2 separate regions of the Homo sapiens genome follow, and region 2 is linked to region 1. Evidence: chromatin loops called from intact Hi-C (ENCODE). Cell type or tissue: heart right ventricle. All regions are shown on one strand. Links, peaks and the distances in the headings refer to the core of each region. The heading gives the core; the rest is flanking DNA. Region 1 overlaps ANO1 (anoctamin 1). Region 2 has its middle 120 kb from the start of FGF3.

What was found. Peaks named below come from ENCODE experiments on the same cell type or tissue, not always from the same donor. Only the 100,000 strongest peaks of a DNase experiment are listed, where the experiment ranks them.
Region 2: a loop joins it to region 1, with 2.3 times the contacts of the local background. A loop is called at or near these places in 8 of 110 quality-filtered maps.

Annotation. Positions count from the first base shown.
Region 1 is chr11:70,088,545-70,093,916 of GRCh38, forward strand. All of the region lies in intron 2 of ANO1 (anoctamin 1), which reads left to right. Among named protein-coding and RNA genes, the nearest start is that of ANO1, 13 kb to the left of the region's middle. RefSeq lists silencers at 1,115-1,285, 3,472-3,684 and an enhancer at 4,895-5,372. In heart right ventricle, for the core only: no CTCF peak of the experiment used is centred there; a DNase peak (open chromatin) is centred at 2,558; H3K27ac peaks cover 1,792 bases.
Region 2 is chr11:69,937,079-69,942,450 of GRCh38, forward strand. No RefSeq gene overlaps it. Among named protein-coding and RNA genes, the nearest start is that of FGF3, 120 kb to the left of the region's middle. In heart right ventricle, for the core only: no CTCF peak of the experiment used is centred there; DNase peaks (open chromatin) are centred at 2,673 and 3,043; H3K4me3 peaks cover 1,077 bases; H3K27ac peaks cover 3,557 bases.

The sequences.
Region 1 (5,372 bases), core at 59-5,058:
CAGCAGACAAAAACACTGTTCTTGTTAAGGTGGGGTAGAAATTGCTTTTGAACAGAGTTAGGGAGCCCTGACCTGCTCCTCTGGCCATGTCTGCTCTGGGAGAGGGTCTGGCCTTCACAGCCATGACCTTCAGAGTCAGAGCATCGCCTGCTTCTGGTCAGCTCCTTTCCTGGGAAGATTTGCCAATCGGGGGAGGGAGGACAAAGCTCTCCTGGGAGTCTTCCTGGATGGGGTCGGCCCTTCTCTGGGCCTCAGTTTCTCGTCTGTAGAGTGAGATGTGGGTCCAGCTGAGCCCTGGGAGTCGTTGGTGCTCTGAAGTCCGTGGCTCTGTAACACTGTGCTCTGAAGCCCTGCTCCCTAGCAAAGCCTACGAATCTTCCTAGAAGAAAGATTTCAAAAGAGAACAAAAGGTCGACCCCCCTCGAGTGCCTGGCTGCTGCGGGGCCGAGGGTGCAGCTGTGTGCAGAGAGAATGACTTTAGCAGCCCTAGCACAGCGGTGCTTCCTTCAGCGGCTCTGCTGGCTGCTGTGTGCTCTCTGGCTGTCATCTTAACCTCTCTGTGCACGGGAACCCTTCCTTCCATGAATATTGGGTGAAGGGCCCCAGCCTACAGAGCCATCACTGTGCGGATTACCCAAGAATCGACAAAGTCTCTAAAACACATCGAAAACAGAAAAAGTTGTCGGCAGGTTAACTTAGAAACCATGGAGTCCCCAGTGGATGTTGAAAATGAACGTTGGCTTTGGTTTGAAATTTCATCCACAGGCACCACCATGTCCTTAAATGCTTTTGGTCCAGTGATAAGAATGTCCTCGGAGTATTTAGACCAAAAAGCAGGTTAATTAGGGAACCTGGAGTGGAAACGCCTCTGTTTTGTGACAAGTAGATATGACTTTCCTTGAAATCAATGGAACGTGCTCCATGGGGCCTCCCTGGACCTTGGCCTAGTGAGTCAAAGGGTCTTGTTGAACCTGGGGCATCTGTCTGGGTCTCCTTTCACCTTCCTGAGGTCTGGCCACCCGGCAGGAGATTGTGAGTTCGGCCACCCAGATGGGTCCCTCTGGAGTTTTGAGGGCAGGTGAGGAGCCTTACAAGTTTTGATGATCAGGAAGCAAAGTTTGATCCTGACAAGGATTCAGAGACTTTCTCCCTGCCTTTGGGGGCAGCTGCCAGGGAACAGTGTCCTGCCCGACTTTGTCTTAGACACTTGGAACAGGCGAGCAGTGGATTCCTGATGGGTTTTCGCACGGTCCTGCCCTCCAGCCCTGTGGCTTTCAGAACAATGCGGCTACTATACAGGGTTTGTTTCAGCATGTCAACTTAGAACTGGAGGAAGGAATCGGCTCCATCAGGGAAGCTTGGCGGCCGAGGCCACTCTCTGGGAGCTGAGGCCGAGAGAGCTGGATTTTGAGCTTCATGGTCCTTGTGTCTCATCTGTTCCCCAGGGTTTGTTTGTTTGTTTGTTTGTTTGTTTGTTTGTTTGTTTGTTTGTTTTGAGGCGGAATCTCACTCTGTTGCCCAGGCTGGAGTGCAGTGGCACAATCTCGGCTCACTGCAAGCTCCGCCTCCCGAGTTCACGCCTTCTCCTGCCTCAGCGGGACTACAGGCGCCCGCCGTCACGCCCAGCTAATTTTTTGTATTTTTAGTAGAGACAGGGTTTCACTGTGTTAGCCAGGATGGTCTCGATCTCCTGATCTCGTGGTCCGCCCGCCTTGGCCTCCCAAAGTGCTGGGATTACAGGCGTGAGCCACCGCGCCTGGCCCCTCCCCAGGGGATTTTACACTCCATCCTCATTCTTTCCTGACTACAACTTTGAGATCTTAACGCTCAACAGGAACTTCTGGGGTCTAGTAATTCTGACTGACTTCTGCCAGATCCCAGACCCTCCACTTATCCTGATGGAAAAGCTAGGCCTCAGTTTCCCCATTTGTAAAATGGAGATAGCAAGAGTATTTGCATCACTGAGTTATCATAAGTAACCTTTGCAAAGTGCTTAATTCAGAGTCTGGCCTGTGGCAGATGCTTGGCTGATATTGTGTCATATATTATTGTTCATACTGAAGCGGCAAGAAGGACGAGAAAAGACCCTTTCCAAGTCTCATTAAATACTATCTCATAAATATCTTTTTAAATATTTTATATTCTCTATCATGACTTTGAGCTAAAAAGCAAAACATAAGGACATTGGTTACTGTCACCAAAATGATCTAGTTTTTAACCAGTGAAATGACCCCAACTTTTCACTGGTAACTTGGCTCAAGGGCTAAAAGAGGCTTTTCAGCAGTTGATCTGGCCATGTTTAAGATGAAACCGTGATTGTGGGGTAGAAACGTCCATTCAAGTTTTCAAAGGGCTGAAGTTGAGATGTTCCCACATCCCTGCTGGAGCCTCTCAAATCATAAGCTGTTTTATGAAGGCTTCCTGGAAACCCCAGAGCTCTCATCTGAGCTGCACCAGCCCCTAGGGCTGTTGGAAGGAGCGATGGTTTGGGCGGCCTGTTCTCCTGGAGAGGGGCAGAGCCAGAATCTATTAAAAGGCTGCTTGGGCACACGCAGCGTCTGAAGTGTGTGTGGGCCCCTGCCAGCGTGGTTAGCAGACAGAGCTGCTGCCGTGTTCATTTCAGGGGGAAGAAGCACTCTTGGGAATGAACCTTTCCCGGAGGGGTGCTCAGATTACAACGAGCAAAGGGTTTGCGATTTTGAAAATAAGATCACCTCCAAGAGAGTCCAGTTGCACAATCTTACCCAACTGGAAGCAAAATTCAGGGCTTATGTGAGCTTTCCTGGGGAGAAAAATCCACAGAGTCTATCAGATTCTCACACTGTCTATGACACCCACCCCCAAAATTATGACTGGTTGCTTTGAAGCAGGTGATATTTAACAGCATCCCCGGCCTCTACCTGGCCAGTAGCACCTCCCTCCCCAAGTTGTGAAAGCAAACCAGAAATGTCCCCAGACATTGCCAGTGTACGTGGGGGGCAAAACCACCCCCAGTTGAGAATCCCTGCACTGAAGGCTGGATGAGGAGGCAGAGGGAGAAGAGGACATGGAGGGAGAGAAAGGGGGACAGATGAGCAAGACGGTCCCCTGAGGGGTGCCAGCCACCTCTGGGACCATCTGCTGTGGCCAGGACTGTGCAGCAGTCATGGAGGCCACTGGCTGTGCAGGTGTGACCTGGCCTTTGTTCCTGGGGCGCCGGTGGGTGGGACACACTGTGTCACTCCTGGGCAAAGTGTGCTGCGAGCCCCACACAGGAGTGAGCAACCCCTATGCCCCGTGCGTGCCTCCTCACTGAGTCGGGAGGTTCATTGTGTTGAGACATCTTGTGACAACCTGGCAGATGGGCTTGGCTGAGTGCACAACGGGGCCAGTTCTTGGAGATCGGATAACAGCTATGTCATGCCCTGCACCTGCACAGGCTGGGGGCTTAAAACAACACAGATGGATGCTGTCATAGCTTTGGAGGTGAGAAGTGCACAATCAAGGTGCCAGCAGGGCCGCGCTCCCTCTAAGACTCCAGGGGAGGATCCTTCCTGCCTTTACCAGCTCCTGGGTCTCCAAGTGTTCCTTGGCTAGTGGCCGCATCACTCTAATCTCAGCCTCTGTGGTCACTCGGCCCTCTCTGTTGTGTGTCTCTGTTGTGTGTCTTCTTCTTGTAAGGACACCAGTCATTCTATTTGGGGCCCACCCCTACGACTTTATCTTAACTCGGTTACATCTGCAAAGACCCTGTTTCCAAGTGAGATCACATTGATAAGTGCCAGGAGTTAGGACTTGAACATATCTTTGTAGGGGACACCACTCAGCCCACTCCAGTAGCTGAGATGCTGCACTGGGCAGGTAATCCTGGAGTTGGCTGCCTTGGATGGGGCAGGCTGGAGCACGCGGGTAGCAGCATGGGGCAGGGTCATGGCTGAGGGCCAGGGAAGGTCTGGGGGAGTGACAGCTTCCAGCTTTGGCCTGGTCTGCCTTGCTGCAGGACCCAGGATGCACACAGGAACTCCTGGGGGTCTTGTCAAAATGCAGGCTCTGGCTCAGCTGGTCTGGGGGACCCAGCACCTGGGGTGGCTGAGGCTCTGGTCCTTCCCAGACCATGCTTTGAGATGTGAGGAGTGTGGGAAGGGCCTTTTGCACAAGCCAGGAGAGGCTTCCCCAGAGCAAGACCCCCAGTATCCACATGAGCCCCTGGAGCACTGTGTGGTACCCCAAGGGTGACCCCAGACCAAGACCCCAGGGCCGGCTCCAGAGAGCCAAGAGCCTGTTGAGGTCGGAGCCATGTCCCAAAGAGAGACCCAGGGGTGGGTCAAGAAGGCATGGGCACTCAGATCCACAGGGCGGCCTTCAAAGTGGGTTTACAGGAGGGGCCCAGAGACCTCAGGACAGCACTGCAGGGCAGGAAAGGGCAGGAAAAGAGAAGGGCCCTGAGGCAGGGCCTTCCTTCTCTCTCTCCCTCCTTCTCTCTCTCCCTCTTGATCTCCCTTTCTCTCTGTCCTCCTCCTCACCTCTTATTCACCTCTACCTCTCTATCTCTCTCTCTCACTTCTCTCTGTCTCTCTCCCTCTGTCTCTCTGTCCTTTCTCTTTTCCTCTCTCTGTCTCTCTCTCCCTTCTGTCTCCTCTCCCTCTCTATCATTCCCTTTCTCTCTTCTCTCTCTCCTTTCTTCCCCCTCTCTCTCTCTTCCCACCTCCCTCTTTTTCACTCTACCCCCTCTCACTTTCTCTCTCTCCCCCTCTCTCTCTCCTTCTCCCTCCCTCTCTGTCTCCATCTCTTTCCCTCTCCCTCCCCTTCTCTCTCCCTCCCTTTGACAGCCATGGGGTCAGCTTTCAGGGTTCCCATTAAAGGGACTAAAGAAGATATGGCCAACATGTTTTCTTGCAACTAAGACCCATTAGCCTTTTTGAAGTCCAGCCTCAAAGCCTGCTGGACATTATTTATGTCCATGGGGTCATTGCGGAGAACGCCACACACTAAACTCTTGGCTGTGTGTGCTGGGGGGCGGCTGAGGCCCACACTGCCCTGATGTTGAACCTGACCCAGGCTTTGGTAGATCCTGAGAAGGCCGTGGACATTGGAACCCTATAAAAGTCTGTTTGCTTTCATGTCGCTGCCCAGGGCTCAAGTCTGTACCCCACTGGCTCGCCGCTGGTTCTCCACATGCATCCCCGTAGTGGGTGGGGCTGTCCCCGCAGCAGCATCTGTTCGCCATCTTCATGGATGCTGCTTTTGAAAAGCAAGTGAGGGCGGACTCCATGGGAGAAGGGCTGCTTTCAGACAAAGCCCACGGCTGGATGCATAGGTGGTGGAGACGCAACCTCGGGGCTCCGAGTGCGGGTTCAGACCCCGCCCAGCCCCTCTGAGAGCCCGGTATGCGG
Region 2 (5,372 bases), core at 52-5,051, 150 kb before region 1:
TTGCATAAATGATTGCCTAGGGGTAGAGAAAGGGGAAGATGGGGAGTGACTATAAGGGCTATGGGGTGTGTTTTTGGGGTGATGAAATTGCCTAAAATTAGACTTTGGTCACTTTCTACAACTCTGTGAATGTGTACTTTAAATGGGTTAATTTTATAATATTTAAGTTATCACTCAATAAAGCCATAGAAAGAAAAGGAAAAAAAGGGTCAATTTTTCATATATATATATATATATATAAAATCCATGACACAAAAATGGATAAATTTGACTATACAAAAATTGTCATATATTAATGGCAAGGGATTCTGCAATGTCAAAAGAAAATAACTATATAAAATACAAGCCACTCGTAGCATAGATTGAGGGCTAATTTCTCTAATGAATAAGAGCTTTTATGAATTGATGAAACCAAGCGCCAGTGAATCTGGGGTAGGTTATGCAGCACTCACAAAACAGCCCGCAAATTGCAGTGGCTTAGAACTGCAAGGGTTTTTTCTGGCTTGGGGTACGTGTCTGTCTAGGGTTTGTGGACATTCTCTGCTCGTCAGGTACTCAGGGACCCCATCAAACGTTGCCAGTCCACCACACCAGGTAGAAAAGAAAGAGCTCCAAGGGCCTCCAACCGTCCATTAAATGTTCAACCTGGTAGTGAAACATTTGTAGTTACCCCATGTATATCTGTATCCCTAGGCAGCAAAGTTAATTGCAAACTTTTGAATTGTATATACATGGAAATATACCATGTGCTTTCTTCTTATTTTATTTCTTTTGAGACAAAGTCTTGCCCTGTTGCCCAGGCTGGAGTGCAGTGGCACCCTCAGCACACTGGAGTCTCCGCCTCCCAGGTTCAAGCGATTCTCCTGCCTCAGCCTCCTGAGTAGCTGGGACTACAGGTGCATGTCACCACACCTGGCTAATTTTTGTATTTTTAGTAGAGATGGGGTTTCACCATGTTGGCCAGGCTGGTCTCGAACTCCTGACTTCAGGTGATCCACCGGCCTTGGCCTCCCAAAGTGCTGGGATTACAGGCATGAACCACCATGCCCGGCCTACCAAGTGTTTTTTTCTGTTGTTTAGTTTTTTGTTTTGCTTTGTTTAACCTAACCCCCTGTTACCGACATTCATTCCAGTTGTGGCTGCACCAGTAATTCACTCATCGTCCTGGCTGCATAGTACCCCCAACGGCATGACCACGGCTGTGTATCCAGCCTTCTCCCACTTGGTTAATCCCAAGATTTTGCTGTTACAAGCAGAGAACAGCCTTGCCATGACAGCGTGCTCCGGGGACTCACTGGGTCGCAGCCCACGTGGCTACTTACAGCCCAGTGGTACCTATTTGTCTTCCAAAGTGTGATTCCAATGGACCCAGATCCCTCCACCCCGCTCTGCAGGTAGGATCTCCAGGTGCTTCCCAGCACTATTGTCAGGCATTGATAAAGGCAGACTCGTGACCTTTCAGCCGTCTTTTTGGTCCGTCTTTTTGGTACAAAATGGAATGCCTTTGTCGTGTGAATTCGCCTCCCCTAATTACTAATGAGCATTTCACCTGCTGACCGGCCACCCAGGCGTACCCTTCTCAGAGATCCCTGGTCACCTTCTTCTGTTCCCCTTTTCTATTAAATTGCTTTTCTTTTTTTTTTTTTTTTCTGAGACAGAGTCTCGCTCTGTCGCCCAGCCTGGAGTGCAGTGGCATGATCTCGGCTCACTGCAACCTCTGCCTCCCAGGTTGAAATGATTCTCCTGCCTCAGCCTCCCAAGCAGCTGGGATTACAGGCAAGCGCCATCACACCTGGCTAATTTTTGTATTTTTAGTAGAGACGGGGTTTCACCATGTTGGTCAGGCTGGTCTCAAACTCCTGACCTCGTGATCCGCCCGCTTCGGCCTCCCAAAGTGCTGGGATTACAGGCGTGAGCCACCGCGCCCGGCCTTAAATTGCTCTTTTATATCTTTTGAATTTCAAGCATGGGCACTACCTATTCAAAAACAAATGTAAAACACTGAATATATTATGGAGCTAATTGGACGTTAGAGTCCCCCATGGGGTGGGGTGGGTGATGTCATCATGCTGTGGCGTTCCCTAGGGACCTGGTCTCCACCCGGCCTCTGTCCTATCTCTGCTTTATTTTAACTTTCAAGGATGGATGTGACTTTCAGATGACTGATGGTTTCAGATTTTTTTGCTCCTTTTTTTTTTTTTTTGACATTATCCCCGGATCTTTTCAAAATAGTAATGACAGTAAAACAACAGAAAAGAACCATGTCAGAATTCTGATCACCATCATTATTAAACACACACATTCCTTTTCCTTCAACCAATACGGAGCACCTCCTATGTGCCAGGCCCCGATTTAAAGACTGCACATAAGGATATTCCTGAGCTTTTGCTTCTTTTTCTGAGCTACCTTAAGCATCCCTCAACACACACATTTCCCAGGGAGGCAGTGGCAGCTCAGAGCTCAAAGCCGTAGAGGTTCTCAGGGCCTAGAGCCCGCGGAGGCGGAACCTCAAAGCCGTGTTCATGGACTCAGGGAATTTTCAGGCTCTGCAGAGACAGTCAGACTCCCCGGCCCAAGCACCCAGGGTGTGCTGAAAGTTTAGATGTCACGTCCCTAAAACGTCAGCCTGTCTGTTTCCAGCCCACGCCGCCCCAGGCTGGACTTTGGGAAGTTCTGAACAGCCCCAGCTTCGCTGCATTCCCCAACTCCCTGCAACCCAGCGTAAACAACTCTGCACTCAGCCGCTTGGAGAGGTTGCTAGGATATTATCGCTTTGGGAAATGCAGGAACCAAGTTTGGAGAGGCTGCACAGCAGAGGGAGGGGACACAGCTGCAAAGCGCCCATCCTCCAGCCAGGCCCTCTGGGGGTTCGCCGGACCCTTGGGTGCCCAGGGTCCGAGGCAGCGCGTGGCTCCCCACCTCCCCTGGCACCACCCACACCCCCTGGCCTGTGTGCTGTGAGAAGGGGTCACTCAGTTCTGGGAGAGCCCGTGGATAGCCGAGGCCTGGGCGCTGGGCAGACTCCCAGGCTCGTTAGCGTGGCCATCCCTGGCGTATTTCCGGCCACAGTGCGAGAATGGGGAATGTTCTCTTTCATGGGCAGTGACCCCAGGATTTGCCATTTCTTATGTTTAAAGCTTGCGTTGATGGTCTGGCTGCCACCAACATTCTTCCCCCAGAGATAATGAAGTACAAAAGCCGGATGAATGTGAGCTGGGGACCCAGAGCACCCAAGGAAGGACAAGGGAACTCAGAAGAGCGGTCACTGCCCATCCCCTCCCTGGCTGTGCCTGGTCTGAGGGGCTCCAGGGCAAATCTTTCCCATTCTCCGCAGGTGCTTCCTCGGAGCCTGCACACGCACCTGGCCCTTCTCCCTGGGTTGTCTTCCATCCACCCCAAAGCCTGTGTCCACTGGGCAGGTGGAACTTCTGCTTAGGAACCTGCCCAAAGTGGGAGGAAGCTGCCCCCTGTCGCCCCCATGACAGCAGGGACCACACTAGGCTGCAGCTGCCCCTGGTCTTGACTCTGTCCCCCTGACATGAGCTCTTCCTGCACGCTTCAATTTATATTCTCCTTAGTATTCCTAAAGCTCAGCCACTGCCCACCACAAATTTTTTGTTTATGGATGTCCAGAATCTATTCAATCATTTCTCCTGTTTGTGAATGTTGAGGTTGTTTTTTGTCACTACATAAAATGCTTCAATATGTATTTCTCCAAAGTGGGATTTGAGATTTTAAAACGTGCTTATTTTTATTAGGCGTGGCCAAATTAGATTCCAAGGATTATGTAGCCCAAGCAATATCGAGCAGTATCTGTTTCCCTTATACTCCCACCAGTCCTAGGTGATGCTGGTATTTTTTGTTTTTTTAGTTTTTATTTCCTGGTTGTGTGATCGGTAAAAACAATACATCTTCGTATCGTTTTGTTTTGTTTTTAATTTTTTTATTTCCATAGGTTATTGGGGAACAGGTGGTGTTTGCTTACATGAGTAAGTTCCTTAGCGATGATTTGTGAGTTTTTGGTGCACCCATCACCCAAGCAGTATACACTGCACCCAACTTGTAGTCTTTTATCCCTCACCCCCTTCCTACCCTTTCCCCCGAGTCCCCAAAGTCCATTGTATCATTCTTATGCCTTTGCATCCTCATAGCTTAGCTCCCACTCATGAGTGAGAACACACGATGTTTAGTTTTCCATTCCTGAGTTACTTCACTTAGAATAATAGTCTCCAGTCTCATCCAGGTTGCTATAAATGCCATTGCTTCATTCCTTTTCATGGCTCAGTAGTATTCCATCGTATATATATCCCACAGTTTCTTTATCCGCTCATTGATTGACGGGCATTTGGGCTGCTTGCACATTTTTGCAATTGTGAATTGTGCTGCTGTAAACATGCGTGTGCAGGTATCTTTCTCATATAATGACTTCTTTTCCTCTGGGTAGATACCCAGCAGTGGGATTGCTGGGTCAAATGGTCTTTCTACTTCTAGTTCTTTAAGGAATCTCCACACTGTTTTCCACAGCAAATTTTTACAAAAGATGGAAAAATAGTGGACTCCTGCTCTCAGCCCCAGAGGGGCCAATGTGAGTGCAGGGGAATCACAGGAATCCCAAGACCAAGCCGCCCGAGACTGGGCTGGGCTCCCTGGGGGTGGGGCTTCTCACCCTTAGCACTACTAACACTTGGGGCTGGAACCATCTTAGTTGTAGGGGGCTGTCCCGGCCTCTCCCCACTACATGCCAATGGTACCACCCAAGTTGTGACAACCAAAAGTATCTCCAGACATAGCCAAAGTCCCCAGGGGGCAACTTCTTCCTGATGAAGAACCCCTGACCTGAGCAGCCCACCCAATCCCTGGGAAGCTCCGCAGACCCCAGATAGCAGGAAGGAGGGAGGGAGAGAGCAAGGGTCCTGTCCGGATGTCAAGCTCTGCCTACCGAGGCCCTGGCTGGGCTGCTACCTCCCCACCCACTCAACACAGGAGCCGGAGGCTCCTTCTCAGGCCAAGTGGTTAGGGTTGAGTGGGAACGGCAGGGCTGAGTGCACAGTGCCTGTCTGGAGCCGGGCAGAAAAGCAAAAGGCCTTTACGGCAAAGGGGTGCATAGGAGTCGGCCGAAGGAGGGCTGACTCATTGGGGGAAGCCATGGCAGGGCCCCATGGCCCAGGACCACTGCCTGGGCAGCATCGTCAGCTCAGGGTACCCCCGTCCACAGGCGGTGACCTTGGAAAAATCAGCAGAGCAAAGGCCAGGGACAGCCAGTGAGGGGGAGCCATGGCAGAGCTCAGACACAGGTGGTGACCCTGGAAAAATAAGCAGAGCAAAAGCCAGGGAAAACCGGCGAAGGGGGGCCATGGCAGAGCTCAGGCCGC